2 separate regions of the Homo sapiens genome follow, and region 1 is linked to region 2. A link is a loop called in an ENCODE intact Hi-C map of the cell type or tissue named here. Cell type or tissue: MCF 10A. All regions are shown on one strand. Links, peaks and the distances in the headings refer to the core of each region. The heading gives the core; the rest is flanking DNA.

Region 1 (16,416 bases), core at 4,294-12,293, 59 kb after region 2:
CATTGAATGTGTTTGCGCCTTTGTCACTCATGGAGCGGTCATTTCCTGTAACAATGTCCTCTTCTGGAATGCTTCCTGAAGGACCTGCTTGAGGCTGTTTTACAGTCAATTAAAAAAAAAAGTCGAAGGAATACATTATAAAATAATGATATAAAGTATAATATAATAAATACATTAACTGTAACATTTATCGTAATTATCAGGTATGCACTGTACATAATTGTGTGTGCTGTACTTTTCTATGTCTGGCAGCACAGTAGGTTTTTTTTACATCAGTATCACCACAAACACATGAATAGCTAGAATCTTATGATGGCTACAGTATCACTAGGCAATAGGAATTTTTCAGCTCCATTGTAATTTTATGGGACCACCATTGTATATGTGGTCTGTTGTTGACTGAAATGTTATGCAGTGCATGACTTAATAAAGGACTCATCTAGAATTTATAAAGATGTCTCAGAACTGAACATTAAAAACCAAGCAATTCAATTATAAAATGGGCAAAAGACAACACAGATGGCAAGTAAGCACTTAAAAAGATGTTCAACATTACTAACCATTAGGGAAATGCAAATTAAGACCATGATGTGTTATTACTACACAGAGAACAGCTGAAATAAAAGATAGTGGCAACACCAAATCCTGGTGAGGATGCAGAGAAGCTGAGTCTCTCATACATTGTTGGTGGGAATGTAAAATGGTACAAACACACTGGAAAATGATATGTCCATTTCTTAATTAATTAAATATACATTTACAACAGGACCCCAGTCATATTCCTAGGCATTCACCCTAGAGAAATGGAAACTTATGTCCACACAAAAACCTGTACATGATTGTCCATAGCAGCTTTGTTTATAATGTTCAACAACTAAAGTGTGCTACAACAGCTGAATGGTGAAGCAAACTGTGGTACATCCATGCCATGGAATACTGTTCAACAATAAAGAGGAACAAACTATTGATATACACAATAACTTGGATGGATCTCAAAGGCATTATGCTGAGTGACGAAAAAACAATCTCTAAAGGTCATATATTGTATGATTCTATTTATGTAATATTCTTGAAATGATCAAATTATAGAGATGAAAACATAATATTGCCAGGCATGTTGTGGAGAGGTGTGTATGCACTAAAGGAGTAGCACAAGGGAGATGTTTGTGGTGATGAAATATTTGTGTATCTTTTTTGTTTTTGTTTTGTTTTGTTTTGTTTTGAGTCTCACTCTGTCACCCAGGCTGGACTGCAGTGGCGGGATCTCGGCTCACTGCAACCTCCATCTCCTTGGTGCAAGTGATTCTCCTGCCTCAGCCTTCCTAGTAGTTGGGATGGCAGGCGTGCGCCACCACACCCAGCTAATTTTTTTGTATTTTTAGTAAAATACTGTGCCCAGCCAGTTGTGTATCTTGATTGGGGTGGTGGTTACACAAACCTTTATGTGATAAAATAACATAGAACTCATACACAAATATTGCAATGCCAGTTTTCCGGCTTTGAAGTTGTACTACGGTTATGTAAGATGGAACCTATGGGGGAATCTGGGTGAAGGGTATGCACAACTTCTCTGTTCCATCTTTACCACTTTCTGTAAACCTAAAATCTTTTCAAAATAAAAAGTTTAAAAATAAGACCTTCATGGGTTGGTCAAACTGAGTTTGAGAAACCCTGTATTAGACCTTTAAAGACGAATAAGGAAGTGTGAAATTTGAGGTTGTGCCTTTTAGGAACTAGCTAAAAATATCAAACAGGACACCAGAGATGAGCAAAACAGACCAACATAGATTTAAATGCTGACTGAAACCACTCCTGTGATTTTAAAAAGAAAAATGTAAAGAAAGAAAATGGCAAATTTGAGTTACTTCGCGCTTTGCATTCGTATTTAGTGTTTATACCTTAGAGAAGATGCTCACTGTTACCAAGCATCAGGACGTTGGCCCCCATGGTTGGGTAAGCAGCTGGGTGGGGTCGTGGCATATTTTATAGAAGCAGAGGACGAAGGCATCTACTGGTTATGGTTCCCTTGTGTGAGCTGGACAGATATAATGGTCATCTGACTTTCCAGGTGTGTGGGCAGTGGAGAATGTTGCTGGAAGAATTCCAGGAACTCTCCTATCTCTGGGAGGTCGTGGCATCAACCATCCCTATTTTCATATTGTGCTTTATCTTCCGTCAGCAGGTGTGGCAGCTGAAGTTGATACTCATCTGTGGGGTTGTTCAGACAGCTGCTGTAGAAATGACAGCCCTGATGGAGGTGGGCAGCGCCAGGCAGGCACACATCTGCCTTTTTGCCTGGAATTATTTCTAGCAGGAGGTGATTCCCATATTTTACCTGTGTCTTCTTGGAGCTGAGGTACCATAATACTTCGTGGAGAAGCAAGTTCTGTGTTTTTTATTTTTTTATTTTTTTTGCATTGAAGAAAACCTTCATTTTTTCTGTCTTGATGGTGTCAGTAGTTACTTCTTAGGAACCTCTTCCAAAAGGTGTCACATTTAGGACCTATCTGTGAGGAAAGGTCACAGGTATGTAAGATGGTGGCATTATTCTTGTTATTATAACACCTCCCATTTATATTACAATTTAACAGTTTCAAAGACAGTGAGCCAGGGCAGATGATTGCAGGTGTGGTGTTTTTGGCACCAGATATTTACAAAAGTGATGGCTCCACAAAAAGCACAGCTCGCTCTTTCTCTCTTTCTCTTTCTCTCTGTCTCTCTCTCTCTTTCTCTTTTTCTCTGATGGAGTCTTGCTCTGTCGCCCAGGCTGCAACCTCCGCCTCCTGGGTTCAAGCAGTTCTCTGCCTCAGCCACCCGAGTAGCTGGGATTATAGGCGCCCACCACCACGCCCAGCTAATTTTTGTAGTTTTAGTAGAGATGGGGTTTCACCATCCTGGCCAGGCTGGTCTTGAACTCCTGACCTCGTGATCCACCCGCCTCAGCCTCCCAAAGTGCTGAGATTACAGGCGTGAGCCACCGCGCCCGGCCTCTTTCCCTTTCTTTAGACAACCATCATCTTTCCTATTGGTCTCGTCATACCTATCTGGTCCTGTCTTTGTCCTGTGCTTCCTTATTTTTGTCCTTTATTCACGATCCTTATCACTAAGCCACTAGTCCTCAGCCATTTTATACTTTAGAGATTCTTTAAGAAACCAGAAAGGTGAATGAACATTATACTGTGCCTGCAGAGTTAGATTTATTTCTTTGTTACCATCCAACATATCACTGAGTAGAGTGGTTTATTCTTCTGACTCAGATCTTGCATGTGTTCATGGAGCAAATTATTCACATTTTGCAATGATGACATCATTTTTTCTTTGGCTTTGTAATGTTATGCACTGTACCTTTTACCCCTTACTTGGGAATGGTTGTACCTCCCTTCCATCTTTGGTCTGACAACCTGCTCAATGCAATGTCTGGTTGGTAGATGACAGCACAGCAGTGTGCCCCTTGGGAAATGTGGATGAGATGCCACAAGCCACCAAACTTGTGCCTTGACATTGGGTCCTCAGTTGAGCAGGTAACCCCCAGCTTGCTTGCCTGCAGTGATGTGGACTTCAGTTCTGCTCTCATCTCTTATCTACCATACCAATTTTTATAATTAAAACAGGAATAAACAAGGTGCTTAATGTAATCTGCAAGGGAGAAACAGGGCGATTGAACAGAAGGGCTGCATTCTGGTTTCAAGCACAGGGCGGGAGAGTCTATATATGGTGCAGAGGGTGCTAAAATTGTAAATATAAATTCTTAAATCTGCCAAATAATGGTCTGTAAATAGTGTAAAATAAGAATGTTCTCATTTACATTTAAATAGTTTAGATTTCTTGTTTTTCACTACAAAAATATAATATTAGTGCAAATATTATCTGGCAATGAAAGTAAATACACCAGACAGAGTCGTTGATTTCTTGTATATAGTCATCTGTTTTCAAACACTGGCTTATCACGAATGGCCTTTATCATACTCATGAGTTCTATTTGTTAAAGTGGCAAGAATCAGAAACTCAGGAAATGCAAATGCATGGGATTAGGAAATTCATTGGCTTTGGGTTGAAAGTGAATATTTTCTCTACTTGCTTGATACAAGTTAACTTGCTGGTACATTTGTCATTGCTATTAAGTGGCCCCTTTAACACTATTTTCTCTTCCTGCCAGACAAGTCTGAAATAATGAATTTTTTAACGTCCTTATCATATAACTGTAGTTTCTTGTTTCCTTGATGTGAATAAGGTAGTTACATAGTACTTAGTCCCTGACAGTAAAATAAATATTATACCAGAGGGGCACTTAAAAATATTGTAGAAAAACCAAAATAGAGCTTTTAAAAAAGTTTAGGCAACCCAGAACAACGTAGAAAAAGTAAATTGGAGAAAAGAGAAACAGAGAAGAAACAGAAAACAAAAAATAGAATAAAAACCTTAAGACCTAACACATTAACAATTTTATTAAAAGCAAATGCTCTAAGAACATCAGTCGAAAGACAAGAGATTGGCAGCGTGGACTAAAACATGACCCAGCTATATGCTGTCTTCAAGAAACTCACTTCAAATGAAACAATATAGGCAGGTTCAAAGTAAAAGGATGGAAAAAGGTGTGTAATGCAAACACCAATCAAAAGAAAGCAGTAATGGCTGTATTAATGTCAGATAAAGTAGACTTCATAGCAAGTAAAATTACCAGAGACAGAGAGGGACATTTTATAATGATAAATAAAAGGGTCATTCCACCATGTCGACATAGCAATTCTAAATGCCTATGCAACAAACAAAAGACCTGCAAAATATGTGAAGCAAAAACTGCTAGAGATGAAAGAAGAAATAGATACATCCACAATTATAGTTGTAGACATCAAAACCCCTCTCTCAATAATTGATAGAACAACTAGAGAGAAAAATCAGCAAAAATGTGGAAGAACTCAACACCATCAGCTAACTGAATCTAATTGGCATTTATAGACCTTCCACCCAACAAAAGTAGAATAGATATTATTTTCAAGCACCTACAGATCGTATACCAAGAAAAACCATATCGTGAGCAGTAACACAAAGCATGAAATTTAAGAACTGAAATCATACAGAGTATATTCTCCAACCATAGTGGAATCAAAGTAGAAATCAATAAGAGAAAGATAGCTCCAGCTACTTGGACTTCCTGAGCTATTTCCTGAACATGTTAAGCTCATTCACACTGTTTGAGGTTTCTGTGTGGAATGCTCTTCCCTCAGATTTTTCTCCTGGATGATTCATTCTGAGCTTTAAATTCAATGCCATTTCAGAAACTTCTGTAATTACCCAATCTAAAGTAGCCTTTACAGAACCTCCTTTAGCTAATATCTTCATGTTCCTACCTCCTCTTACTTTCATACCGTCCTGTTATTTTCTTCTTAGCACTTATTATCTGAAGTTACCTTTGTTGTTTATCTATCAGCTGGTGTTAGGCATAAGAATTTCAGCTGCAGAAAAGTGGGAATTACATGTGTTGTGTTCACCACAGGATCCCCAGTGTCTAGGGAAGTAGGTGCTGAGTAAGAATTTGCAAATGGACTGTAGATTTCTGTTACATAGCTAGTCATGTGTACTAGTAATCTAAAGATATTTTCACTGCTACAGAAAGCCACTGGGGAGCTTGTGAAAGTTCATAAACTTTTTCCTGCATGCAAATGAAACTAAGAGATCTAGCCCCTCTCTCTTCAGCCAACTTTTGGCTTCATGTAATTGTTTACTCAATTAAGGAAACTTTTCTGGGAGCTCAGATTGTAGTAGGTTGAATATGCTCAAAAGCATGCTGAAGCCTGCCACCTAACTTGTGGAAAAAAGCTGGCACTTGCTTCAAGTTGGTTGTAATAACACAACAAAAATCTCATAAAGCCTGGAATTTAAAAATGAATATTCTCTATTTTATATGACATAGTAAAGACTTACAAATAGGTAAGTCGTCGATGATTACACTAGTAAATAGATATTTGAACATATACTTGCACATTCAGTGAAAGTTCATCTTCAGTCTTTCTGTTTTGAATTGGAGTTGTAACTATGCTGTTGGTCTCTGATGCTACTGGGGAAGCCGGAGAGATTGTATTGTATGGGTGTTAGAAGTTCAGTAGACCTAGGCCAGGCGTGGTGGCTCAAACCTGTAATCCCAGCACTTTGGGAGGCTGAGGCGGGCGGATCACTTGAGGTCAGGAGTTTGAAACCAGCCTGGCCAATATGGTGAAACCCCCTCTCTACTAAAACTACAAAAATTAGCTGAGCGTAGTGGTGCACGCCTGTGATCCCAGCTACTCGGGAGGTTTAGGTAGGAGAATCTCTTGAAGCCGGGAGACGGAGGTTGCAGTGACCCCAAGATCACATCAGTGCACTCCAGCCTGGGTGACAGAGTGAGATTCTGTCTCCCAAAAAAAAAAAGTTCAGTAGACCTCCATTCCAGTCCTAGCCCACTATTACTGATTGACCTGTTTGGAGATGTTGGAAAAGTCATTTATTTACCTTCCCAAGCTCCATTCATTCACTTCATCCATACAAATGGGAATATAATTGCACCATTGTAGAATTCTTGTGAGAATTTTAGTGAAATGTAGTAAGAATGCATATTTAATCTGCTTCCTTGATACAGTCATATACTGGGTGAAAGCAGTGAGTAGGATTCAAGCTCCCCCACATTGAGTAATAATAACCAGACTTGAAAACAAAATAGTATCCATAATGGTTTGCTATTTTCATCAAAGTGGATAGAGACCATGATGGTTAGATTGAAGGCAGATGCTTTGCCTGATGGGTAGTCATTTCAGTAAACATTAAATATCTCTTGTATGCCTGGAGCTGCCCTAGGATGTGGAGGTATAGAAATAAGAGGCTCAAGTCTTCTGAGAGAGATGGTCAGAAAAATGAATGGCTCCAAAACACATGGTAATTGTTGGAAGAGAAGCTTTGGGCTGAGTGCTTTTGTGGCACAGAGAAGGGAGCATCTAGCTTCATCCAGGAGTCTTGAAAGATGAATGAACAGAAGTTACTTGCCAAGCAGATAGGCATGGAAGACCATGTCGTATTCAGAGACATGCTAGCAGTTTGGTTATGAGGAATTGCTGTAAGCCTTTTATTCTTTTGTGATTCTCCATCCCTAGGAGTTTTCTTTTCAGTGTGTTCAGTTTCATTACATGTGCTAAAACCACACTGGAAGTCTTTATTGTTTTGAAGAATCTCTCTTAGCCCCTCCCTTGGCATCATTTGTAAAGGGCTTAACCAAATTATAAGGCACAAAGACTGCACAGAACCAGCTGCATTTGCAGGCACTGATTGGGAGACATCATTTCTGCCAGTTAAATGTGGTGCCTAGTGGATCTGCACTGTGATTTATGCTGATGGCTGTGCAGTTGTTGCCTTTCCAGCTGCAATTAAACATTAATCTTTGGGCAGTCAAGAGAAAGGTGCTCTGAAAAAGAGGGCTGGTTGGAAACATCAGAGACCAAAAGGCACTCTTGAATGATGACAGCAAAACGTTAAAGACCTCCTGATAAATGGTAATGTAAGGTCTCTCGAGATTATTGGCGCAATATGAAAGGCAAGGCCCCCACAATTATTACTCAACATTCAGTAAGTCCAGGAATGGGTAAAGTATGTGAATTGCAACTTTGGCAAGCTGTAACCTTGTGGCCCACATATGTGGTGACACATTTCAGATTTGCCTTTTTAAATTTCAAATCTGTAGTAAAGACTGCCACCTTTTATTTTCTCTTTAAAGCAAATGTATTTCAGAGAGGCATTTTATCTAAAACTTCCATTCACACAAGTAAATTCTCTCCAGTAGGTGCTTTTTAAATATTTGCAAAAATCTATGTGGAATTTTTTTGTTTTGGCCTCATGAGTTTCCTGCCTGAATCGTAAGACCAGGAGTCATTTAGGTCTTTGCTTTTTAGTTCAAAAACGGCATTTTTATAGTGGTAGCATGCCAACTTTCAAGAGTTAGAGGCCAGTCTTCAAATCTCCTTTATGGATTAAGTGTGCTGTTTTGTGTACTTTGGAAGAGTGGTTAAGTTCAACCGTGTATGTGGTTATACAATAAGATGCTTTATCTCTATACTTCTGCTCTTCACATGCTCCATCCTTAAAAGCATGGAGGAATTTGAACTCACTAGCTTTGGGTTTCAGCCTGTACTTGTTTTAGTTTTTGATGCAAAACATCCAGGTAACGCTACTTGTATTCTGTAAAAAATTTTTGCCAGGTGGCCCTGTTCATCTTCCTCAGAATTAGCGGAGGAGGCTCTTAGCGAAGGAGAAACTGAAGCTTGTTGGGGAAGTGACACTTGCTTGAAGTTGTCCATTAAGTCAGTGGCAAGTTGCAGAGTAATGTGCTGGTTTCTAGCTTGAAGTTAGAAGTGAGGAACAGGACAAAAAGGTCATTGTTAGGGACACTGCCAATTCACTTAGCATTCATGAATTTAGAATGCAGAATCAAATGCAGACCAGTCTCCTCATTTCACAAATAAAGGGGAATATCATTTAGCAATTGGAGCTCAGAGAGGTCCAATTGCTAAAAGTACATATAGCTGATTACTGGCAGAGTCTAAATGAGTTTACATTTTAAAGATACTGTGTAACCTTTCTAAAACCACCCAATGTCACCCTCTCCATAGTTTTGCATGCTTGTTTGCTTCAGTTTAATACTATAAATCTTTTCATTTGTATTAGCAGATGTCACAAGTGGGACTCCTGGTAAACAATGGAGGTCCCATTGTTTCTTTATATTTACCTTACTGAAAACATGGAGGGTATTACAACCTTGGTAAAGTTTGGGCAAGCAGTCCCATGTTTCATCACTTGGACACATCTGATTATTAAAATCTGTCTAACAGATTGCATAATATAATACTGTGAATCATAAATCAATGGAAAATTGTTAGCAAATATAAGTCAGTCTTGTTTAAGGCACCTCTATTGATAAGGAGTCTGATACAGAATCTGGCTATGGAAATCTGGTGTGAAATAGTGTCCACTGAGAGAAGTTGTGTTGTGGCAGCCCATTAACTTAGCATTGATTTAAACATATTTTGTGTTTTGCATGAGAGCTGTTACTGGAGCCGTGGTTGAACCAATCATTGGTTGGTTGGTGATAAACTAAATTATGCCAGCTATAGCTACCCCATGTCTTTATTTGGAAGTGAACTTTATATGTTTTCTTTCTCTCTCTCTGTGTTTTTTTTTTTCTCTCTCTCCTTTTATAAGATTTTCCCCAGGTGTGGTTTTAGCATTACACAAAAAGCCTCAGGAAGATTTGATTCCAAAATCAGACTTATCCTTAAGGTGGAAATTAGAACAACTGCGATGCCTCAAACAGATGTTTCCTCTGACACAGTATGTGCCAAGACCTTAATGGTAGTTTTCAATCCACGACACTGGCTTTCATATTAAAGATCTGGGCAGTGCTGGTGGTCAGAACTCAGAAAGATCTTTGCCTCTGTATGTGTACCAGGCTTCATCTGCATAAATAATGATCTCACGTGTGTCTGGAATGTCATTTTTCACGTGTATGTAGATACCGTTGTGACTAATAAAACAGTTTATTTGTAAGCATTGCTGAATCCAAAGTAGAATTGGAGGGAGAGTCAGTCAACACCTACTGAAAGCACAACTGTTTATGTAGGGATCCATGCCATAGTTTTGCCATTATACAAACATATTACACTGGAAAAAAACTTGAGATTCCTGATCAAGCTTAATTATCTTTGGCTTTCAGAATAGTCTGGAATGATTTAATATCTTTGAGAGTAATGGCTCAGAGACTTTCCCCAACACCTACAGCTGTCTTTGGCATTGCAGATGTTGCAAATGGGGTTTTGTACAACTCTCATGCTTATTAAAAAACATTTGTAAGCAATATACCATGTGTCTTAGTGTATTAGGGCTGCTATAACAAAATACCTTAGACTGGGTAATTTACAAGCATGAGAAATTTATTGCTCACACTTCTGGGAGCTGGGAAGTCCAAGATCAAGGCACCAGCAGATATGATGTCTGGGGAGGTCTTCTTCGTCATAGATTGTGCCTTCCTGACATGCCAGAAGGGGTAGAAGAAAGCAACCTTGAGCCTCTTTAGAAGAGCACTAATCATATTCGTGAGAGCGGAGCCCTGATGACCTCATCTCTTCCCAGAGGCCCCACTTCTTGATACTATCACACTGGGTATTAGGTTCCAACATAGGAATTTTGGGAGGACACTGACATTCAGACCATAGCACTATGCAGTTGGTTCCTTTTGATTTTAAAGACCAAGAGGCTAAGAAGGTGTTCAGAAATGCTCTTCATTTTGCCTGAGCCTATATATTAATTTTCTGTTGCTGCTATAGTGAATTACCACAAACAGAATGGCTAAAACAACACAATTTATTATTTTATATTTGTGAAGGTCAGAAGGCTGACGTGGATGTCACTGGGCTAAAATCAAGGTGTTGAAAGGGCTGTGTTCCTTTTTAAAAGTTCTGGGGTAAAGATCGTTTTCCTTGGTTTTTTGGGTTGTTGGCAAAATCAGCTCATTGTGGTTGTGGTACCAAGATCCCCTTTTTCTTGCTGGCTGTCAGCGGAGGGCCATTCCCAGCCTCTAGCGGCCACCCACATTCCATGACTCATGGCCCTCTGCCTCTGCTTTTAGAGCCAGCCACAGCAGGGTTGAGCTCCTTTTCCTTTTGGAATCTTTTCTCTTTCTGTCCCATCTCTCTGATAGAACAGGAAAAGTTCTCAGTTTTTAATAACTCATGTGATTAGATCCGCCCGACTAGGTAATCCAGAGTAATCCCCGTATCTCAAGGTCCATACCCTTTATCATAAATTGCAAAATCCTTTTGTAATGTAAGGTAACACATTTGCAGTTGTGCAGATGAGAACGTGGACATCATTAGGGGGCCATTATTCAGCCTGTTACTTGACTTTAAAACTTGAAACTGTGTTAATTTGCTTAGATTTCTGCCCTTGGGGTTTGGAAAGTACAGCATTATCATTAACCACTTAGTGACATCAATAGGGCTCATTCCTTTTCTTTCAGTCTCCCATCTTACTGCTAACTGAAAAAAGGGGCTGTTTAAAGAATACATAGATGTGAGATATACTACCCTGGAGAACTACAACAGTGCAGAGACTGGATTTAGCCATAAAAAAGTGTTTGAGTTTGGGGGGTGAGAAATCTTATTGTGGGATAGACCTTCTCCTTCCTCCTATAAAAGTTCAGCTCCACAGTTAGCCTGTGATGTTGGTGCTTGATGTTCACCAGGTTTGGACAGAACCTGATGGTCCTCCTCTGGCCAGTTGAAGAAGTCTGATGAGATATGCTGAGTTAACAGTGAAAAGTAGAACTAGATAAGAACTAGTTGCAGATGGAAATCATTCCAGACTCAAGCCTCCCTTAAGCTGATTTGAAGTCCATCACTTCTCCAATGCCAAGAAAGCAGATGGGCTCTTGTCACTGCAGAATGAAGCTATGTTAATTAATATCTTATAAAATCAACTCTAGTTGAACATGTATTTTGTGTGAGTGAGTGAGTGGTTCCTGGTTCATCTGGAAGGAAATGTTCAGGGAATCTTTTTGGATGGATTTCAGCCTGACTGTTTTCATGATAGACATAAAGATGCTATTAATTTTACATATAACATTAAAAAATTTTTTGCTGCAGGCAATTAGAATAATATAATGGGAAAATAACTTAAATGTTATATAAATGTGAATATAAATATACTTCTGAGTACTGACAAGAGACAAGAGAAAAAATATCCCTCTCTGTAATAATTATCACAATAACATTATGCAGCTTCTTCCATGCCAAAAGTTTGTAGCTTGGGACTTTATTGTAGGAGAATGTAGTTGAGTAGACCTTGAAGTAAGGGTGCGTCTGACCCATCTGTGTTTGACCCTTTTGATTCAGCCATCCTAGGTCCAAGGCGTTTCAAAGTTTAGACCCTGGACTGCGTGGAGGGAGCAGAGTATAGAGCTTAAGGCAGTGGGCTTCGGAGCAAGAGCAGTTTGGCTGTGTTGTTAACTAGCTGTGTGTGACTTTGGCATTATGTCATTTTGCTAAGTTCCAAGTGATAATATTGCCTCTTGAAGAGGTTTATGAACATAAAGAGACTTTAAAATGTTTTTTTTTGTAATATTCTTTGTGCTGTGCCTAGCATAGTGTAAAGTGATTAATAAATGGAAGTAGTTGTTTTTGTCTCCTACGTCTTCCCCACTTACTGTCTTACTTCCCAATTTGGCATCAACTTTCGACATTCTGAAAGTCTCTTAGGCTCTTGGTCATGAATGTTGCTGTTTTGTTCCTGTATCAGGGAGAAGCACAGAATATAGGAAAGAAAAAAAAGGAGAGCTACCCAGATAGTTGTGAAAGTTTAGATTTATAACCAGCCCCTGGTTCCTTGGGACTGGATAAAGCAAATCCTTACTTTAAAAACCTTTAATCAGGTGATTACTTTGGATTATAGAAAGTGAACCCCAAGGTTGATGCTGAACTTCTTTGAGAAATAAGGAAACATTGTTGGAGCAGCAGACCGGGGGATGGTGGCACAAATTCATATTAGAGCAGGTCAGGTAATATGAGGAGAAACTGAAGAACATTGCTGAGAGCAGTGCTATTAGAATGGATGAATTTCCTTTTATTTATTTTTAAAGGCTTCCTTATTCCTCTCAGTAATGTTATTGATAATGTGTTTAAAAATTGTTAGAAAGAGAACTATTTGAAATCTAAAGTTAGTCGTGTTTTCCATCTTTAAAACCCACTACAAAGGGTTTATGGAGGATCTGAGATGGTTAGCATATCCTAATTGCAAAAGCGTTGATGTCTCAATACAGTGCCCTTAATGTAATTAGAGACAATTTTTTAAAATCCATGCTGATAAATGTCAGGCTGGTCTGGTCTTGTGAGTTGGGCACAAAATGTACCAATTGTTGAATGATGAAGGCCAGCATATGTAATAATAACTAAGGTCAGTAAGAAAAATATTCTTCTCAATTGTATATGTTTTGTTTTCAAAGTTTCATCAGACTGAGTAGCCATACTTAATTAGCCCAGAGGCAGATGAAAGCTCATTTAGGCACAAGTAACAGGTAAGAATTTGCACAGAATGCTGATATCCAGTCTCTTTCAACACATGTTTAAAAATAATATTCCCTTCTACTTCTTATCCCAAATATAAGTAGCTCATAATACTGGCATTGAAATGCATATGCTTATGCCAGTATAATAATATTGATTTCTTTTTATTTAAGTTTTAGTATGATCTCCTACCTGTTATGAAATAATAGCTGTTCATTCTAAAAACTTTGCAAAATTCAGAAAAGTAAAATTAAGCAAACAGAATTCAGTCATAATCCTTCCAGTCATTGATAATGTGTTTTTACCATTTGGTGTATTTTTTTCCATGCATGTATATGTGTATACCATGCATGTATATATGTGCACATACACATCTACACATATATACAACTACTAAAGTGGTATACCTATAAAATACATATGCATATATATATATAAAATTCAAAAATTTTATTATTATTATTTTTTGAGTCAGAATCTTGCTCTGTCGCCCAGGCTGGAGTGCGTGGCACGATCTTGGCTCACTGCAACCTCTGCCTCCCGGGTTCAAGCAATTCTCCTGCCTCAGCCTCCCGAGTAGCTGGGACTACAGGCATGCACCACCACGCCTGGCTAATTTTTATATTTTTAGTGGAGACGGGGTTTCACCATACTGGCCAGGCTGGTCCCGAATTCTTGACGTCGTGATCTGCCTGCCTTGGCCTCCCAAAGTGCTGGGATTACAGGCATGAGCCACTGCGCCTGGCTGAAAATTATCTATATTTTTAACTTAAAAATACTGTTGACACCTTTCCTCATTGATGAATATATAGTTTTATGTTACCTTTTAGGTGTTTTAGAAGTCCATTGCATAACTGTGCCATAATTTATTTAACATTTCCCTTTTGATGGGCATTTTAGCCTCACTAGTAGCTAGGAAGTATTTAACTACTGACTCTCTAGGGAAGAAAGAGCTCTGATTTATAGCACTTGCCGATTTCCATGGTGTCAATGTATCCACCATGGTTGATTTCAGACTACCAATATGAAGTCACTGAATGCGAAGTTGGGGAGAAGTGCTACTTTTGTGAGCCAATACAAGCCAGCTTCAGCACAACCACTGCTTAGGTTAAAGTATTTAAATAATTGATTTTAAGGATAGTTCTTTAAAAGAAGTATTGTTCAAATGGGAGATAGATTCTAAAGATGAGAAGAGTCCCTGCCTGTTAGTGGAAAAAAAGAATGTGCCATGGGCCAAAATGTTTAATTGATAAGCTATAAGCTCTCTTCTTTTCATGCTTAAATTAGTTTTCCCAAAAGTAACCTCAGGCTTAGATTTTCAAAGATAAACTTTTAAAACATCTCAGACCAATATGCTTTCTAAGAGCGCTTCATACATTTTCTGTGTCTGCGCTTTTGAAGATAAGTTACTCTTCCCTCTTCTTTACTTTATGGGTGTTTTACCGTAAGCCATTTGTGTGTGTGTTTGCTCATTGGGGGCAGGGAGTACAGACATGCTTCTTTCAGGGAATAATTTTGAAGTATTTAGTATCCATGTACTCTTACAACATTTTAAAATATTCCCACAGATGCTTTGGTGTCTGGTAGCAAAAGAGGTTAAGACAGAAAAAAATATGACATTTTTCAGTAAAGAGATATTTCTTATAACTTACTAAGAGGTTAAATTATTGGTAGGCAAGAAAATAGCCATGACTTGTAGTAACATGGCCTTTCTGGGTAAAACCCCCAAGCTCTGAATGCTGCATTAGATGTAGAAGGTATTTAGGCAGACAACTTAAGGAGGGAATGGAGGGCTACTGTGTCTCTTTGTTCAATTCATGAATTCATTAATGTTGGAAAGAGATTGGGTCAGCTGATAGCAGAGGACAGATTTATTTTTGAAGATAAAGACACACAAATTCTTTCTACAACTTAGTTGGCTTGTATATGCAGCTTTCTTAAGGTCTCCAGCACCGTTCACATGTTTTCTAACAGCTGTAGTTTGGGAATTCACCTGGGGCCTCTATACCTGCTGGGCCCCTCGTTTTTCTCCCACTCATGTAATGGTATATGTTCATTGAAGACATGTTGCTTTGGACTTGTGAATCACTCTTGGCCACCTAGGAATTGGAAAGCAGGCCAGATGTGATGTGAAAGCAAGCCCTACTATTTGCACATCTGCAGCTCTGGCCATTATTTACATCCGTCCTCCAAGATCCCACATGGGCTTAGGGAAAAGGCAGAGCAGGGATTCCTGAAATTATGTCAAGTTCCAAATTCACAGGGACGTAGGCTAGGCATGGGTGACGTGGCAAAATAACTTTTATTCCTTTTTTAATGAAAACAATTCTTAAAATTTTCCTAAGGAAAAAAATTGTGTGGTAAAAATAATCAGTAACCTGATTGATTGTTTTGTACTTGGCATTGTGGTAGGAACTCTAGGAAATAGATTTTAAAAGATTCTTCATTTTATCAGTGAGGACACAGAGGCACAGTTTAAATAATTCACCCAATGTCCTACCATCTGGTAAGTGGCAGAACCAAGATTCATACCCAGTTTCTTAAATTCTGGAGTCCAGTGTGCACTATGACCTCTCATATGGTGAAACTGGGGAAGGAGGTGTGTGTCCATCGTTAAAAATGGAAGGTTCACGAAGCATCCTCAGTGCTTATACGAAGCATCCTCAGTGCTTATAGGTCAGCTCTGGCACATTGTACAGGCTCAATAAATATTTTTTATTTTTTAAAAGTAGATTGCTTTGGGTAGGATTTTTCTCAGTTTTATTGCCTTCTCATAAAAATAGAGATTAGGTATAAAAGCTGTCAGTACTGCAGGAGAAGCCACCTGGAGGTGTAACAGTAATGACAGTGAGAAAGAGAATAAAGATAGGTTGTTGACAACAGTGTATGCAATGTGTGTGTCAGGAGAAGCAGGCTGTGGAAGGCTTTATATAGCTTTATATGGCATACCACATTGCTCCCATGAGCCTTGGACTAGTGGAATGAATAAGAAATGTTCTCTCTTTCATTTAACAAATATTTATTGAGCTCCTACTATGTATTAGGAACTGTGCTGGGCACTGGAAATAGAACAGAACAAGATAGCTAACATCCCTGCTTTTGAGGAAGTTTTTTTCCTTTTCCTCTAGAAAATATAATGGACCATAGAAAGAGTAGACAGAATAACATAAGACACCCCATTGTACCGTCATCCACTTTTGCAAACTCTGCTTAATTCTGTCCAGGCCCACTAGCTTCATCCTTCCTATTTTATTATGAAATAATTTTTAGATGTCAAATCACTTTATATGATATATATTTCAATATTTACATCTAAGAGGGGTATTTTAAATATATGTGATTA
Region 2 (16,416 bases), core at 3,034-11,033:
GTATTTCTCCTAATGCTATTCCGCCCCTGCCCCCCACCCCACAGCAGGCCCCAGGGTGTGATGTTCCCCACCCTGTGTCCAAGTGTTCTCGTTGTTGAATTCCCACCTGTGAGTGAGAACATGCGGTGTTTGGTTTTCTGGGAGACAGGTTCTTGCTGTGTTTCCTCAGCTGGTCTGGAACTCCTGGGCTTAAGCTATCCTCCTGCCTTGGCCCCTCAAAGTGTTGGAATTAAAGTCCATTAATTTTCTAATGCAAAAGAGTGTGGTACATGTTTATTACAGAACTATTAGGAAGAGCTAACCCAAAAACTCACCTGTTTTTCCACCTATCAAATATAACCAGTTTTATTCTTTAGTGATGTACTAAATATAGTACAAATAAAAAAACAGTATAACAACTATTTACATAACATTTGTATTGTATTAGGTATTATAAGTAATCTAGAGATGATTTAAACTATACAGGAGGATGTGCATAGGTTTTATGCAAGTACTGTACCATTTTATATCAGAGATGTGAGCATCTGTGGATTTTTGGTATCCAAGGGGATCCTGGGAACCAATTTTTCTCGGATATGGAGGGGCAATTGTATTATTCTAGTTGTATTATGTGTAGGTGTATAAAATCAAAATTTATATTGAACAGTATACATTTTGTTACTTGAATATTCATTTCCTGTGAAATCATGAACAGGTTGCCATGTCAAAGAAAAGCCTCACCTGCTTTTACACTATCATTTTAAAGTTTTACTTAGTATTTCATTGTATGGATGTATACTGTCCATATTATTGTTGGGTATTTAGGTTGTTTCCAGTTTGTTTGTTTGTTTGTTTGTTTGAGACGGGGTCTCTGATGCCCTGCCTGGAGTGCAGTGGCACAATCATAGTTCACTGTAACTTCAAACTTATGGGCTCCAGCGATCCTCCTGCCCCAGCCTCCTGCATAGCTGGGACTACAAGTGTGAACCACCGTGTCCAGCCAGTTTTTCATGTTTTAAACAACTCTTTGTTGAATGTCCTTGTAGCTAAATCTTTGTCCACATGATTCGTAGTTTTCTTGGACAAGCTCCACAGATGTGATATTCCTGAGTCCAAGGTTTTGATAATTTCAAGTCGTTTTTTCTTCTTCCTAAACCACATATAACTAAATTGTCCTCGATTGATAACCTTCCTGTCAGCCATGGGCATGGTTGTACTTTTTTTTTTTTGTCGTGATTACTGCTGTTAGTGATAATAATAAAAATACTTATTATATACGCTGGTGGGTTTCAGTTTTGACTGGGACTTCAGTTTTCTTCCTTGTCTGAGTCCTGTTACTTATGCCTGAATTTAAAGTGAGTGGGAACATTGGCCTTTTGTCTATTGCCTATAGGGAGAAAAATACCGCAGTGGGTGGAGATTTTGGTCTGGCTGGGGGCTTCCCCATGTCAGCCAGGCTGTTAGGTACTATTGAGCTGGTCCTTGCAGCATCACTTCTTGAGGTTTACAGAGATGCAATGGTAGTGGGTCAGCCTGTATTCCTCTCCAAGCTGGGGGCAGGGGCGCTGAGTGAGTGTTTCCAACAAAGAACAACCTGGGTATCTATCTGCTTGTAGGCAGCTAAGGAATGCTGAATAATTAATAGCTTTCCAGGGAAATATTACTTGCTATAGTTGAATATTCTTTTGGATTTAATGCCAGCTATAGTTTGATGATTGAAAAGTCCCTTTGAGGAAAAAGTGTTTAGAAGCAAATATATTGATGGTACTGATAAATACTGTTTTTCAATGTTAAAATGGAGGGTAACTGACGTAAGTTTGGATGGGGCTTCATCATCTCAATGACTTTGATTTTAGCCATTACTGTGCACTTGGCACATGAAACTATAATGAATTTAGGTTAAGTTATTCCCTTTGATACAGAAAGCTGCCGGATAGATAGATGGTCATTGATCATATAAAGAGTCTTTGTAGGGATTTGGAAAGAAAAAATTAGATTATTGTTTGAAGACAAAGGTAGTGTCTACCATGCCTTGCCTTCTCGAATGAATTGTAGTACTTTTGAGAATTCTGGTCTCTGACCCTGAGGGTGGCAGTTTAATTTCTGAAACCTGAAGGTGTCACACAAACTCAGACCAGCAAATTGCCTGTATATTTCACATGTTGTGTTCCTTAATGCCCATGGTTAAGACATTGAGTGGAGAGAATAGGGGCTGGAGAAGAGGTGCTGAAGTTTTGAATGGGGGACTCTGTGTGTTGTACTAGCTGTGAACCCGTCTAGGGAACAAGTGCTGACACTGCCCACTTAGAAGAAGACACATTTGTTAAAGAAGTACAGTTGCCTTTATGTCTGGCATTTTAGTTAACCAGTAGCAAAATAAAGGACTGATGGATTTATTATCAGATTATGCCCAACCATGCACATATTGCCAAGTCCTCCATGAACATCACAGATATCTAAAATAAAAGAGACGTTTTTATTTGTTTTAATAAATAACATTAGCTAGCACCTCCGTTTCCAACCATTCAGTCCTGTTTGGAAATGCCACAGTGATGGGTGTGTGTTATTTTGAACTCATGTGAAGGTTCCATGACAACGGTAAACATTCATATTGCACATTTTCATAAGGCAGTGAATCTGGATGAGGCAAGTGGCCTCAGCCGGCAATAAAGATGTGTTATGAAATTTCCCATGCCAGAAGAGACACTCATAGCTGGGATTGGCCTTTTCAAAAGCAGTTGATGGTGATGAGTGATAACTCCCCTTTTAGTTTTGGCATCAGATGGAGTTTGTAGCTCATTGGCTTCATTGTGTTGCCTGGGTATCTCCTATTTAGACTTAATTGGATGGTTTGCACCACTGTCCTAGGTGGTTGCTAGTCTTTTCAAGGACTATCCTTACTGAATACTCTTGGTATTGTATTTCTCTTTTCTTACACGAATCCTCAATTACAACAACAAAGAAAATGCTAACATTTGACATCACTGGTAAACTAAGAATGCTTTAGATTAGGATTTCCATTTGCTGCCTTTCCAAATTTGATAATTTATATTTGGATATCCTTTTAGCATATTTTTGGTGGAATGGTTCACTTTATTATTATTTTTAAAAGATGGATGTGTCCTAGCTTTCACCAAGGAACAACTCAGTTTAGATGGAATGTTTTATAAATATGATGTAATGGAAATTGAACAGGATTTGGAGTCACAAGGGCCTGTGTTGGCATCTTAGTGCCATTATTTATTGTGTGACCTTGGGCAATCACATAGCCTTTCTGAACTTCCATTTTCTCACTAGTAGGTAGGGATGATATTATTGATTGTTATTTAGGGGTTGTGGCAGAAATTATGCTGTTCTTACAACTTTGAGATTCTTTCCATAGGGAGGCGGGTAGTGATGTCTCGTTCCTTCTTTTTGTATGGAGGGGTGGCCATGTGATTATGGTGGAGCAGTGCTGTGAGACTTCCAAGATAGGGTCATAAAAGGTGGTATAGCTTCTACCTGGTTCTTTTGGGACACTTGACTTTGGAAACCAGCTAGGAGGCTGCAGGGGAGCTCAAGGAGCCAAATGGTGAGGCCACATCCAAGTGTTCCAGGGGAGGTGAAACACACCTGAGGTTTCAGATGATTCTAGCCCTGGGCCATTGAGTTGCCTGCAGTCTTCCCAGTGTAAGATTCAGACATCAGGAAGCAGAGACAAGCATTTCAGCTGTGCTTTGTACAAATTCCTGACTCACAGAAATTGTGAAAGATAATAAAATGATTGTTGTTAGTTTAAGCCGTTATATTTTGGGATGATTTATTACGCAGCAGTAGATAATTGTAATAAAGAAATCATGAATTCAAATAGTAGTTCTTCTTCTAATTTTGCATACTGTCTTTACCACTTAGTAACTGTGTAACCTGGGGCAAAATTTGTAATTTCTTTGTGTCTGTTTTCTTAATTGTAAATGGGACTCGCGTAATTCCCTCTGGACTTCTGATGAGAATTAGTGATTTAATACTTGATACGCTCAATAAATGTTGCTTGTCATTATTTTCTATTAAACTATATTGTTGGATTTTTGAGAATGCATGAAGAAACTTAACGTTAATTGTGTTTTGATTTTTAAAGGCGTTATGTAAATTTTGTTTTGTGCTTTTCTCCAGGCAAGAAACCGGTTTGAATGTAATTTTCATGAAATGAAAAAAAAAAAGAAAAATGAATAGTAAATCTGATGTTAGTATCTGCCATTTATTTCACATTTTTTTTTCTGAGGTTGTATATGTCTGGGAACCTTTGGCTTTGCTTGGTAGAAAGAGGACTAATGACTCCAATTAGAGGACATCAGTAGAGAAGAAGGGATGAAGGATGGGAGATAGGAAAGAAATCTTATTTTCAGTAACTTATGTGCCAGAAACTGCACTGTAGCCTTTTACCAGTGTAGCCTTCTTAGATACTCTGAGAGAGATAATAAGAGAAGAATGGATTGTTACTTAATTTTTATCGTCCCTGAAATTGAGGTTGTTAGTGTCCTTCTCTGGTGTGTTACCTGGGGAAAGGAACAATGATTGCAGTTTTACTTTCAGGCTAAAAGCTACAAATCTGAGCTCACATTTCTGTTTGTTTCTGCCTCTGACCCTGGGTGGCTTTGTGACCTCTCTAAGCCTCAGTTTCTTCAGTTGTCAAATGGGTCTAATAGTGTTTCCTATTTCCTGTCATTGTTAAAGAAGAGCCCATGAGAATCTGTTTCCTAACCTAGCTTGGTCATAAGAATGATTGTAATGCATTTTTTAAAATAATGGGACCCATCCCAGAGCTACAGAATTAGAATTTCCAGGGATTCTGTGATTAAGTGCCCCAGGTAAGTCTTACTGTTAGGCTGATTTGGGAGACATTAAAACAATGTGTAAAGTTGAACAGTTAACACCTAATACATAAATGTTAGCTGCTGTTATAATTATACTTAACATTAATTTAATGTTTTAGGTAAGTTCTTTTATATACGTTCTTTAGATTTGCTTTGGTAGGTTTTGATAATTTCTAAAAAATAAACACAAGAATGCCTTGTATGCCACTTAATAAAATGTTGGTATGCCACTTAATAAAATCTGATTCTGCTATTATTATCTTAAACAAAATCTGATTCTGCTATTATTTTATGTCCATCAAAAAGTTATGCAAAGTTTTCTCTTTTTCTTTCCTCTCTGAAATATAGACGATCATAACTAAGTTAATGAGTTTCCTCCCAACCTTTCCTCTTGAAGCTTAGGAGGACCATGGATTGAGACATCTTTTTCTGTAACATAATTAAAGAAAAATAGCTTCACAGTTAGGGTCACTGAACCTTGAGGGAATTTGCCCATTGGCTGCCCATCAGGCTGTGATCAGAAGTTTTCGTGTTATGTGTTACATAATTAAGGATGGGGAATAGCTATTTCAGAGACTCTAATTAAAGACTGTGTTCTCTATATAATGAGTATCTATAATGAGTTTTCTGTATAAAGTATCTATTTAGAACAATATGGGAGGGGGTGTATCTCATTGTCCAGCATAATCCTATAATAACTGGTTACTTGTCACAAATTTGAATTGGAGCAACACGGGTATATATATATATATATATATATATATATATATATATATATATATATATATATATATTATACTTTAAGTTCTAGGGTACATTTGCACAATGTGCAGGTTTGTTACGTATGTATACATGTGCCATGTTGGTGTGCTGCACCCATTAACTCATCATTTACATTAGGTATATCTCCTAAAGCTATCCCTCCCCCTCCCCCCACCCCACAACAGGCCCCAGACAACAGGGGTTTGTATCCCAGTCTTCCAACACCTTAGGGCTATTGTCATGCATGTTGCTTGTCAAGTATTTTGCTGAATACTTTGGAGTATGGTTGCTTTTGTCACCCTTGGTTATATTGTGTATCACGTTGACTCCTGCAAAATAGTGGGGAAAAGTAACCTTGGTAATGTATAATTAACTTATGAAGTAGAAAATACTTCTGTCCCTTAATCTAACATTTTAGTTTGTTGGGGCTTATTGTGCTAGCAGCCCAGGCTTCTCTTCCCGTTGTGCTTTAAGGGTTTTATTGATGGTGCTTACCTAAGTCCTAGTTCAGTGATTGGTCAGTGATGGGTGGTAGCGCCTGGCATATTACCAGATTTGTAATAGGTGCTCAGTAAATGACTTCTTACCATTACAGTTATCTGTCTCATTCTTTAAAGAGCAAGTAGTTGTCCATGTTACAAACCCATTAGAATAGTTTTTTTCTTCTTGTTATTGGTTTCTTTCTTTCCTTTTTTTTTTTTTGTGTGTGTTTTTCTGTGACAGGGGCTCACTCAGTCGCCCAGGCTGAAGTGTAATGGCGCACTGCATCCTCTGCCTCCTGAGCTCAAGCTATCCTCCCACCTCAGCCTCCCAAGTAGCTAGGACTACAGGTGCATGCCACCGTGCCTGGCTAATTTTTGTAATTTTTGTAGAGATGGGGTTTTGCCGTGTTGCCCAGACTGGTCTTGAACTCCTGGCCTCAAGCAATCCTCCTGCCTGTCAGCCTTCACAAAGTGCTAGGATTAGAGGTGTGAACCACTGCCCAGGCTGGAATAGGTTTTGTTGTCTAAACAAACGAGGCGATACATTTTATTTTTGTTTTTCTTTCCAAGTTAATGTTTTGTGCTGTTCCAGCTGTCTATTGACAAGTACAATAGGAGGAGTTCAATCAATGTAGCTTATTGGGATAGTTCTAAAATTGGAATCTGGGTTGCCATTCCAGCTGTATGACTGGCCTTGGGCAAGATCCTTCAACCATAGTGGTTCTCAACTTGTACCTCTTATAAATGGATGGGCTGATATTTTGTGACTTGTTCAACTCCTGAGTTTTTGGCTATGTGAATCTGCTCGTTCTTTTAAAGAAGTGTTTGCGTTGGATGTGGTGTTAAAGTTGGAATGTTCTTGCAAGTCCTTTGGGAAATTTTGGTCCTTGGATCTGTGCTGGGCCTTGTTCAGACATGAAATGAGAAAAATATTGTTGAATTTTATAAAGCTTAATGTTTTGAAGTTGGATGCACAAGAACATGTTTCTGACCTCCTCGGTGTGTGTGTGTGCCTGTGTGTGAGTTGGGAAGGCATATGATGAGTTTTTTTGTTTGTTTGTTTTTTGTTTTGAGACGGAGTCTCGCTCTGTCGCCCAGGCTGAAGTGCAGTGGCGCTATCTCTGCTCACTGCAAGCTCCGCCTCCTGGGTTGACGCCATTCTCCTGCCTCAGCCTCCCGAGTAGCTGGGACTGCAGGCGCCCGCCACCACGCCCGGCTAATTTTTTTGTATTTTTAGTAGAGACGGGGTTTCACTGTGTTAGCCAGGATGGTCTCGATCTCCTGACCTCGTGATCCGTCCACTCGGCCTCCCAAAGTGCCGGGATTACAGGCGTGAGCCACCGCGACTGGCCGGCATATCATGAGTTTTTAATGTCATCTGGAGCTAAAAACTGGTTGCCCACTTTTATTTTTTTCTGTGAACAGCATGAGGTAGACATTAAGATAACAATCTGTTGAAAGGCACAAAGCTTGCTTGTGTGCTTTGGCTTTTATAAGGAACACTGCAGTGACCATCTTCATACATGTGGCAGCATCCTCATGCTTCTCTGTTGTGAACACATACCAATACATTTCTGTATATACCAGTACATTCTGCTTATCTTTTTGGTGTTGGCTCAGGTGGCTCCCCCTCCAGGAAGCCTTACCTGACAACCCCCCATGCCCCCATACTATGAGTGTAAATTTTCTCAATATAGTAGCTCTCAATAGATGGTAACTGACATTATTATTTTCCTTATTAGTACAGATTCTTTCACTGTTGTGTTACTTACTGTTATGTTAAGGCCTCCCAAGTTAAACTCCTGTGTTGCACTGACTTTGGAATGCAGACTACTGTTTCTGGCAGCAGCTTTTAGGCGAGTATTTCTCCCCTGCCTCACAGATGTTCAAAAGTTGGTTGGCATGAGCTTAGAATTTTTTGAACGTCACCAGTGGTATTCAAGAATAGTCATTACTATGACTCATGATGTAGCTGAATAGAGGAGAGAACAGAGAATCATGACTCTGTACTGAAAATGTTGAGTGTGTCGCTAAGCCCAGAAGAGAAAAGTCTGTGCAGATACAAAATATGTAGCAGCAACTGGTCTTCTAAAAAGACAGAAACAGAAGGGGTTCTTGCCTTTTTAAAGTGATGGATCTTTCCCATCTCCTTGCCCACATTCTCTCCTACATATCAGATGATTACTTTCTTTGCTTATTTAATTCAGCCATCTCACTCTGACCCATGGACATTATATCAGCCAGGTCAACTGAAGGATCACTCTGGATTAGTGTGGTGGTTTCAGTCTTTTAGAGGCTATGCTTCAGAAAGTTTCACAGATGCTTACTTAATATTAGTTGTACTTTTAGCGTCTCTTGGTTTTGGAAAACTGCTATGAATCTGATAATGAATAGTACTAGCCTATAGAGGTCATTATACATTATATCTTTGTAATATTATATTTGTTACATATGTATACATACACACATATATAAATATATACATAAACATACACACATATATGGCATCTGTATATTATAGAAAATACTTTTACTCACATTTTTTTAGCGCACAGATAATTTCTGGTGTACCTGTAGAATCCCAAACCCCTTGGAATAACCATTTTCCATCTGTCAGATTTTGTGGTTCATAGTTTTTGGGAGCATTGAATTGGAAGGTCTTGGGCATCCTGGCCAGTCTTCTGGCTTTTTTCTTTTTTTTAGAAAGGAGAAATTAAAGCTTTTAGTTCTTTAAACTCAGTATTTCATTTTTGAGTGTTTAAAAAAAATCTTAAAGATTCTTAAATGTGTATGTACTTGTGTATATGTGTGTGTTTAAGACTTGTGAATCCAGTTGCTAGTTTTAATTCTAAATCTCCTTTCATTTCTAATGTCATTAAAAATTTTATCCCATTTACTACTTGTATAATTTTATTTTCTTAACATCTGCCAGTGGTAACTTGCAATGTATTCCAACATGTTTTTCTTCTTAACGTAGCCTCATAGGAATTCTTTTGGACATAAAGGTTTATAATGGGCCTCTTGAATACTTTGGTTGCCAATGCTAGACATATACTAATTCCCTGCTCAGTACTTCCCTTGGCTCTGACTCTGAAGATGAAAGACATAGTCTTCCTTTCTCAACCTCTCCTTGACTATTCTTGTGCTTTTGTAAAGTTATTGAGATGGGTTCTGATGCTTCATATGGCTTCTTAGATTTTAAGTCCTGTCACCATTAGGAAAAATCTGTTCTAGGAATGTTTGAAGTTCAGGGCCTTCACACACAATTATGTAGCAGCTTTCTTACCATCAGGTTGGATAGTGGGAATTGTTTTCACAGTAGAGAGAAGGTAATTTCGCTAATCAACTGGGCACCTTTTATAAAGATTGGGTTTTGCTGATCTCAAAAAATCTTAGTTTGGTGATAGGTTCTTTATGAAACACAGAATATACCATATTGAACTAATATCAACTTGAATGATACAGTCAGTTATTGAGAGTGTAATATACAGGTTCTAATAGTTGCTAACGATGAATATGATGTTAATGTTTGTTTTATGTGCATGATCATTTAGGATACTGTATCTATGCTGTTCTCTTGTGTGGAAATAAATTCAATGAATAATAGGTCACTCAGTAAGTGAGATAATGGGCAATGTACCATATCCTCATGTGGTCTTGAAAGCTTTAAGACATTGATCGAAGCTCAAAGATGAACTGACTTACTATCCAAATTGAAAACACTGTGCCTTAGATAATAGTGGTGTCCTATGATTGTGAGCTTATTAACGTCCTAACCAGACATAGAATTTTTATTTTTCTGTCTCTTTAGTTTTTCATGAGTTTTATGTTTACTGTCTCTGTCTAAGAGAAATTGTGGTATTTGGTAAAGGTAAGGAAGTTAAAGAAATAGATACAGGTTTTATGGTATGTTATAGTTTTTTTTAATGCACAGTAGAAGTTACAGGTTTATGAATTTACATCCCAGAATTCAGAAGGCTGTGGTTTTATTTGTAGATAGAAATCTTATTTCCCCCTCTTGCCCCTGCCCTTTTTTTTTTTTTTTTCTGGTATCAGTCTGCTGTACAGAGTTCTAATATGTGCTTTATTTTTGTAGTTTTTGTGTATTACTAAAGTAATACATGTTTGTGGCAAAAATTCAAATAAAACACAGGAATATAAAGTAGAAAACTAAATTTTTCCTGTTATCTCCTTCTGTTCTCAACCTAAAATTCTAATCCTCCAGAGGCAACCAGTTTGGGATATATTTTTTCAATTTTTCTATACAGATAAAAATATGCATATGATCTTTGGAATCTTTTTTTGAGATGGCATACATACTTATTTTACTCATGTCTGAGAATCTTGGTTTCAACTTAGACTATTCTTAATCAGTATTTTATATTTATTTTAAGTGCACCTTGTATTTTATGAGTTTGCACAGAAGCCTTTGACATTAACTAGGTACTTTATTTTCTTAAATTATTAAGAAATGACAGTGGTGTATACCCATTCTGAAATGTTTTTTGGAGAAGAGATGTGTAGGATCAGGTAGGAGAAATTAATAGTTTACTGGTTCAATACTGGTTATTTTGTTCAAGCTTTCTGTGTATCAGCCAACATATAGGTTTGGCTGCATTAGCAGTTACCTCAAATCACAGTGGCTTCAATATAGTAGAAGTTCATTTCTACCTTATGTAACGGTCTAGCCATGTAACAGTCCTACGCTACTGTGATTCTGCAAGGTTGGGGACTGAGATTCTGTCTCATATATTGCTCTGTCATTATAGAGATATTGTCCTCCTGTGCATTCTGGCTAGTGAGACGGAGACAAGAGGAGAGCAGGTCTCTTCTCTTCACAGACACGGCTTGGAAATGACACACTGTGCTTCTGCTCACATCTCATAAGCCAGACCTTGCTCGTGTGGCCATAACTAGCTGCAACAAAAGCCTTTAATGAGGGCAGCCATATGCTCAACTGAGAGTTTGGAGGAAGGGGAGAATGTATTTTTGGAGGTAACTCAGTCTTTGCTGAAGATCATGCCTTTATTATTTTTTTAAAAAGAGAATCTTGAGACACGCTTATTTGAGATTAAATGAAAAATCCCTTTGATGTACCAAATGAAAAAAAATTGCTATTTAGAATATTTTCTTGTCCTCATCCATTTATGCAGTTTGACTGTCAAAAAATACAACATATAATCTTGCTAATAATAGGACATTTACATATGAACTTTCTGTGCAGAATTGGTGTGAAACAGTATCTTATTAGGTAATAAAACTATGCAAAATAGGGAGATACGGAATATAAGAGCCTATTTCTCAATGGAATGAAAGGTTGGCCCATTACAGTTCTAAACTTAAGTATATAGCACATTATTCTTTGTAAGGTGATTTTTGCTTTCAGTTATACTTGTTTGCATAGTTAGATAATATAGATAAATAAAACTGTAACATCTCCGCTCAGAGATAACCACCATTCAATATTTGATTTTTAAATAGTATTATGTAGTATGAGTGTATATGTGTGTATGCATGTATACACATGCAGACAGATGCCACCTATAAGCACATGAGCATTTATTGTATAAATTATAACCATTTCGTACTGTGTTAGTTCGTTCTCACGCTGCTAGTACACACATACCTGAGACTGGGTAATTTATAAAGGAAAAAGGTTTAATGGACTTACAGTTCCACATGGGTGGGGAGGCCTCATAATCATGGTGGAAGGTGAAGGAGGAGCAAAGTCAAGTCTTACATGGTGGCAGGCAAGAGAGCGTGTGCAGGGGAACTGCCCTTTATAAAACCGTCAGATCTCATGATACTTATTCACTATCATGAGAATAGCATGGGTAAAACCCACCCCCATGATTAAGGTACCTCCCACTGGGTCCCTCCATGACATGTAAGGATTAAGGAAGCTACAATTCCAGATGTGATTTGAGTGGGGACACAGCCAAACCATATCACACACTCTGAGTTTTGTTTTTCCCCCTCATTATACTTGATAGGGAATAACGTTCACAATATATGTGAAAACTATTTTTTTTTTTTTTGAGACAGAGTTTTGCTCTTCTTGCCCAAGCTGGAGTGCAGTGGCACAATCTCAGCTCACTGCAACTTCTGCCTCCTGGGTTCAAGTGATTCTCCTGGCTTAGCCTCCCAAGTAGCTGGGATTACAGATGCGCACCACCACACCGGGCTAATTTGTGTTTTTGGTAGAAATGGGGTTTCACTGTGTTAGCCAGGCTGGTCTTGAACTCTTGACCTCAGGTGATCTGCCCACCTCGGCCTCCCAAATTGTTGGGATTACAGATGTGAGCTGCTGCGCCCGACCTGAAAACGTTTTTTCATCCAGGTATCTATTTTATGACTGTTTTGTAATTTATTTTATATGTGATTTTTTTGTTGAATATTTAGGTTGTTTCTGAAGTGCTTTCATAAACAATGATGTGATGAACAATTTTTGTGCATACAGCCTTATATATCTCTCTGAATATTTCCTTGAGACAAATATTACATGTGGAATTACTTGGTTTTAGATCTTTAGGTTTTGGTACATATCATGCTAATACAAATTTTCTTATACTCTCTCCAATCCTTAAATCTCTGTTCCTCTAACAGAAAACCAAATTCCATGTGCTCTCATTTATAAGTGGGAACTAACGTTGAACAGCAGACACTGGGCCTCCCAAAGTGGGGATGGAGAGATGGAGGAAGGGGTTGAAAAATGCCTGGTGGGATTGTGTTCATTACCTGGGTGACAGGATCATTGGAAGCCCAAACCCCAGCATCATGCAATATACCCATGTAACTAACCTGCACATGTACCCCCTGAATCTTAAAAAAAAAGAAAAAAGAAAAGAAAATCTTTGTTCATTTGATAGCAAAATTAGTTGTTTAATAGCTCAGTATTTTAGTAGTTAGAAAATGGATTCAAGTTGTCTTAAATGTATTCTTCCTTAATTTTATCTCACATTTTGATGCCATGCTTTTTGTATTTAAGGGAAGTACTTTTTGGCCATTGTTCACCTATCTTGTGTGTTTCTAGATGGGAGCTTGGTCAAGTTCTCCCTTCGTTCTTCCACCCCATGTGGTACAATTTTTCCTTGTGTATCAGTAATGAGTCTGCACTTGGATACCTCATGCACAGTATCGCTATGTGCTATATGCACAGTGTCACTAGTTCCTTGTTGTATCTAAGAAAAGGCAGCACATGGCAGGGTGGAGAGAGTTGGTAGGCTTTATTCGGACGTGTTTTTCTTTCTGTTACATTGTGAATTCAGGAATCTAATTAGTTGACCATCACCTTGAAATCCCTTTAATAAAACCTGTGGTTGGTTTCTTCTACTCTCTGTTTATCTTGCTCTTTTCATTCTTGTTCTTTTCCCTTTAAGATAAGTGTATTCTGTCTTGCTTTTCTGCTAGAGTCTCATTTCATTTTCCTTCTTTCTGATTTTTTTTAAAAGCCTTTTAGGGAATGATTCAGAAAGAATTCTTTTCTTTTTTCTTTTTGGTAGACTGGGGAATTAAGACTGAAAAGTTTATTTCTTTCGATGAACAGGAAATGTTCTGGCTCCAGTAGTTTATTCGGGGGAGTGACATTTTGCAAAACGCCCACAGGCAATTCATGTGTACACAAAACCTAAGATAAACAGTTGTTACTGCTGCAGCCATTGTTTCTCCCTCTGTCTGAGGGCAAGAGACAGGGAAAATCAGACTGAGGAGAGGGTTAGAACAGTGGGAAATGCAGTGGCAATTCAGGAAGGTGTCATTTGTCTCACAACTGGATAGTCTGATGCCAGTGTTTAAAGCAACACTTCTTTTTCATAGAATATCTTCTGAAACTTGTGAATATTAATAATTCAGTAAAGGACACATTCCATGTAAACTGGGTGGTCTTCCAGAAGTAGAATCTCATAGCAAATTGCCAGTTTCTGTACAATTCCAGAGCTAAGTCTTTGTTATAATTGTTGTGAAGAATTGTTTGTCTAGCAAGTATTAAATTCTTCCTTACTGTGACCCACCCTGTTTATAAAATATATATTCTTGTTTATTCTTGAGGGTTGCGTTTCAGAATTATTTGATTTTACTTCTTTTAGACTGGAATTTGCTAGTACAACTTCTGTGGAGGAGGGTTTTGTGAAATATTTTTTTCAACTTGTTTAGGTAACACAAAATCCAACTTCAATAACTGTTGTGTAGTAAAATGCCTGAATCCTTTTTTATGCCATTTGCTAATATTTTGGGCTCATTTCGAACATATGCTTTTAAACTGTACTCTTCACTTGAGTGGCTGTGGTATTGCCAGACCTGTGACGTTTTACTACAGCTTGAGCCACGAAATGACTGGAATGTTAAAAGAAACTGGGGAGATAAATGGGTGTATAAATTGTTGATGTAGGCCACTGGTTAGGGGCAGCTAAGATACCTGACTGCTTGTTTGTGAGGTCAACTTGTCCTTTCTCTTCCCTTTTCCCTTTTCTTTCCTTTCTTTTTTCCTTTTTTTTTTTTTTTTTGAGACAGGGTCTTGCTCTGTTGCCCAGGCTGAAATGCAGTTGCGTGATCATGGCTCACTGCAGCCTCAACCTCCTGGGCTCAAGTGATCCTCCCACCTCAGCCTCCCAAGTAGCTGAGACTACAGGTGCACACCACCATGCCTGGCTAATTTTTTCTGATATTCTGTAGAGATGGGGTTTCACCATGTTGCCCAGGCTGATCTTGATCACCTGAGCTCAAGCCATCTGCCTGCCTCAGCTTCCCAAAGTGCAGGGATTACAGATGTGAGCCACTGTGCCTGGTCAACTTGTGCATTTTTGGCGTGCACATTTTCTTTTCTGATTTATTCTCTTCTTTTTCCTTTCTTTCTCTCTCTTGCCTCCTCCTTTTTTCCCCCCAGTTGAGGAATGTCTCCCTTAGTCTTAATGGGATGGTCAACCGAGGTTCCCTGCCATCCTGTAGATGGGAAAACATGTAACTTAAGCTCTGTCAATCAGACATACTCTTCCTGAATTTGAGTATGGAACTGAGTGATATAAAAACTATTCACCCAGAGGTGAACAGAAGAGATTGCTAGTTCCTGCCTCCTAGGTCTTTAGAGTTATTTTGATTTCCTACCTTCCTAAGGCGATTTCTTCAGCTTTGTCTTTTGTGTCCATGTAGTAAACAGCTTTTTCTTCTTTAAGTTAGGCAGAGTTGGTTTCTGTTACTAACTGAAGAAGCCTGTCTGAAAGGTACATCTTAGAGTGATCCCAAGGAGCCTCACAAAGGGTGTTTCCCAAGAAACTCACATCAACCCACCTCACAGAGAATGATACAGAGATCAAAATGACTGCTTATGAATTTACAGAAAGAAAACCAACTTTCTTTGGATAGAATGTTTATTGTTGCATTTTAATGCATTTCTCCCTGTTGGCAAACCTCAGAGGGGAAGTCAGGAGTTTCCTAAACTGAAGGTTGCTTGGGGAATAGGAAGTGTTGTCATTTGATCTGTGATAGAACTTGATCTCCTCTTGACAGGCCTTGGATGGGCACTGCCTAGCTAGGGCCGTTTCCTCTACTGGCTTTCCAGAGGCTCTTATGCCTTTTTGACCACAACCTACTTAGATGAAGAAAGGAATTTAAGGGCTTCCTCTCCTATTCAGCCCAGTTGCTAAAAAAAAGTGCTTGGATGAACACTAGGAGCTGAATCCCCCTCCCATAGACTTGAGAACACATTCCTGTACACCTAGACGTTCTTAAGACAAAATAAAAATCATTTGATGAGCTTACAAATGTGTGATGAGCTTATTATACTCATATGGAAGTCCTAACTTTTTTTTTTTTTGAGGAAGGGGTCTGGCTCTGTCACCCAAGCTGGAGTAGAGTGGTGAGATCATGGCTCACTACAGCCTCCAACGCCTGGGCACAAGTGATGCCCCTGCCTCAGCCTCCTGAGTATCTGGGACTATAGGCACACACCACCATGCCCAGCTAATTACAAAAAATTTTTTAGAGATGGGGTCTTGCCACCCTGCCCAGCCTAGTCTTGGACTCCTGGCCTCGAGTGATCCTCCTGCCTTGGCCCCCCAAAGTGCTGGGATTACAGGTGTGAGCCACTGCACTTGGCTTTGTCAAGAGATTTAGATCCATCATTTATGCATTGATCAGATATTTATTATCTGTTTCCTAATACCAGGTACTCTCTTATCTAAGAGTATTGGGTGTTTAGCAGTGAACAAGTCCCAGTGCTTGCCTTTCTTAATCTCAGGGTGCAGAAGAGTTAAAATCAGATGCCAGAGTGGCTCATTTCTGTAATCCCAGCACTTTGGGAGGCTGAGGCAGGTGGATCGCTTGAGCTCAGGAGTTCAAGACCAGCCTAG

What was found. Peaks named below come from ENCODE experiments on the same cell type or tissue, not always from the same donor. Only the 100,000 strongest peaks of a DNase experiment are listed, where the experiment ranks them.
Region 1: it touches region 2 in a loop (2.4-fold over the local background); 4 of 110 quality-filtered maps call a loop at or near these places.

What each region holds. Positions count from the first base shown.
Region 1 is chr3:65,823,112-65,839,527 of GRCh38, reverse strand. All of the region lies in intron 1 of MAGI1 (membrane associated guanylate kinase, WW and PDZ domain containing 1), which reads left to right. Among named protein-coding and RNA genes, the nearest start is that of MAGI1-AS1, 62 kb to the left of the region's middle. In MCF 10A, for the core only: no CTCF peak of the experiment used is centred there; DNase peaks (open chromatin) are centred at 5,227 and 7,597.
Region 2 is chr3:65,881,093-65,897,508 of GRCh38, reverse strand. All of the region lies in intron 1 of MAGI1 (membrane associated guanylate kinase, WW and PDZ domain containing 1), which reads left to right. All of the region lies in intron 2 of MAGI1-IT1 (MAGI1 intronic transcript 1), which reads left to right. MAGI1-AS1 (MAGI1 antisense RNA 1) reads right to left here and starts at 3,693. Exons shown (of 3, transcript NR_046575.1): 1 at 3,592-3,693. In MCF 10A, for the core only: no CTCF peak of the experiment used is centred there; a DNase peak (open chromatin) is centred at 7,978.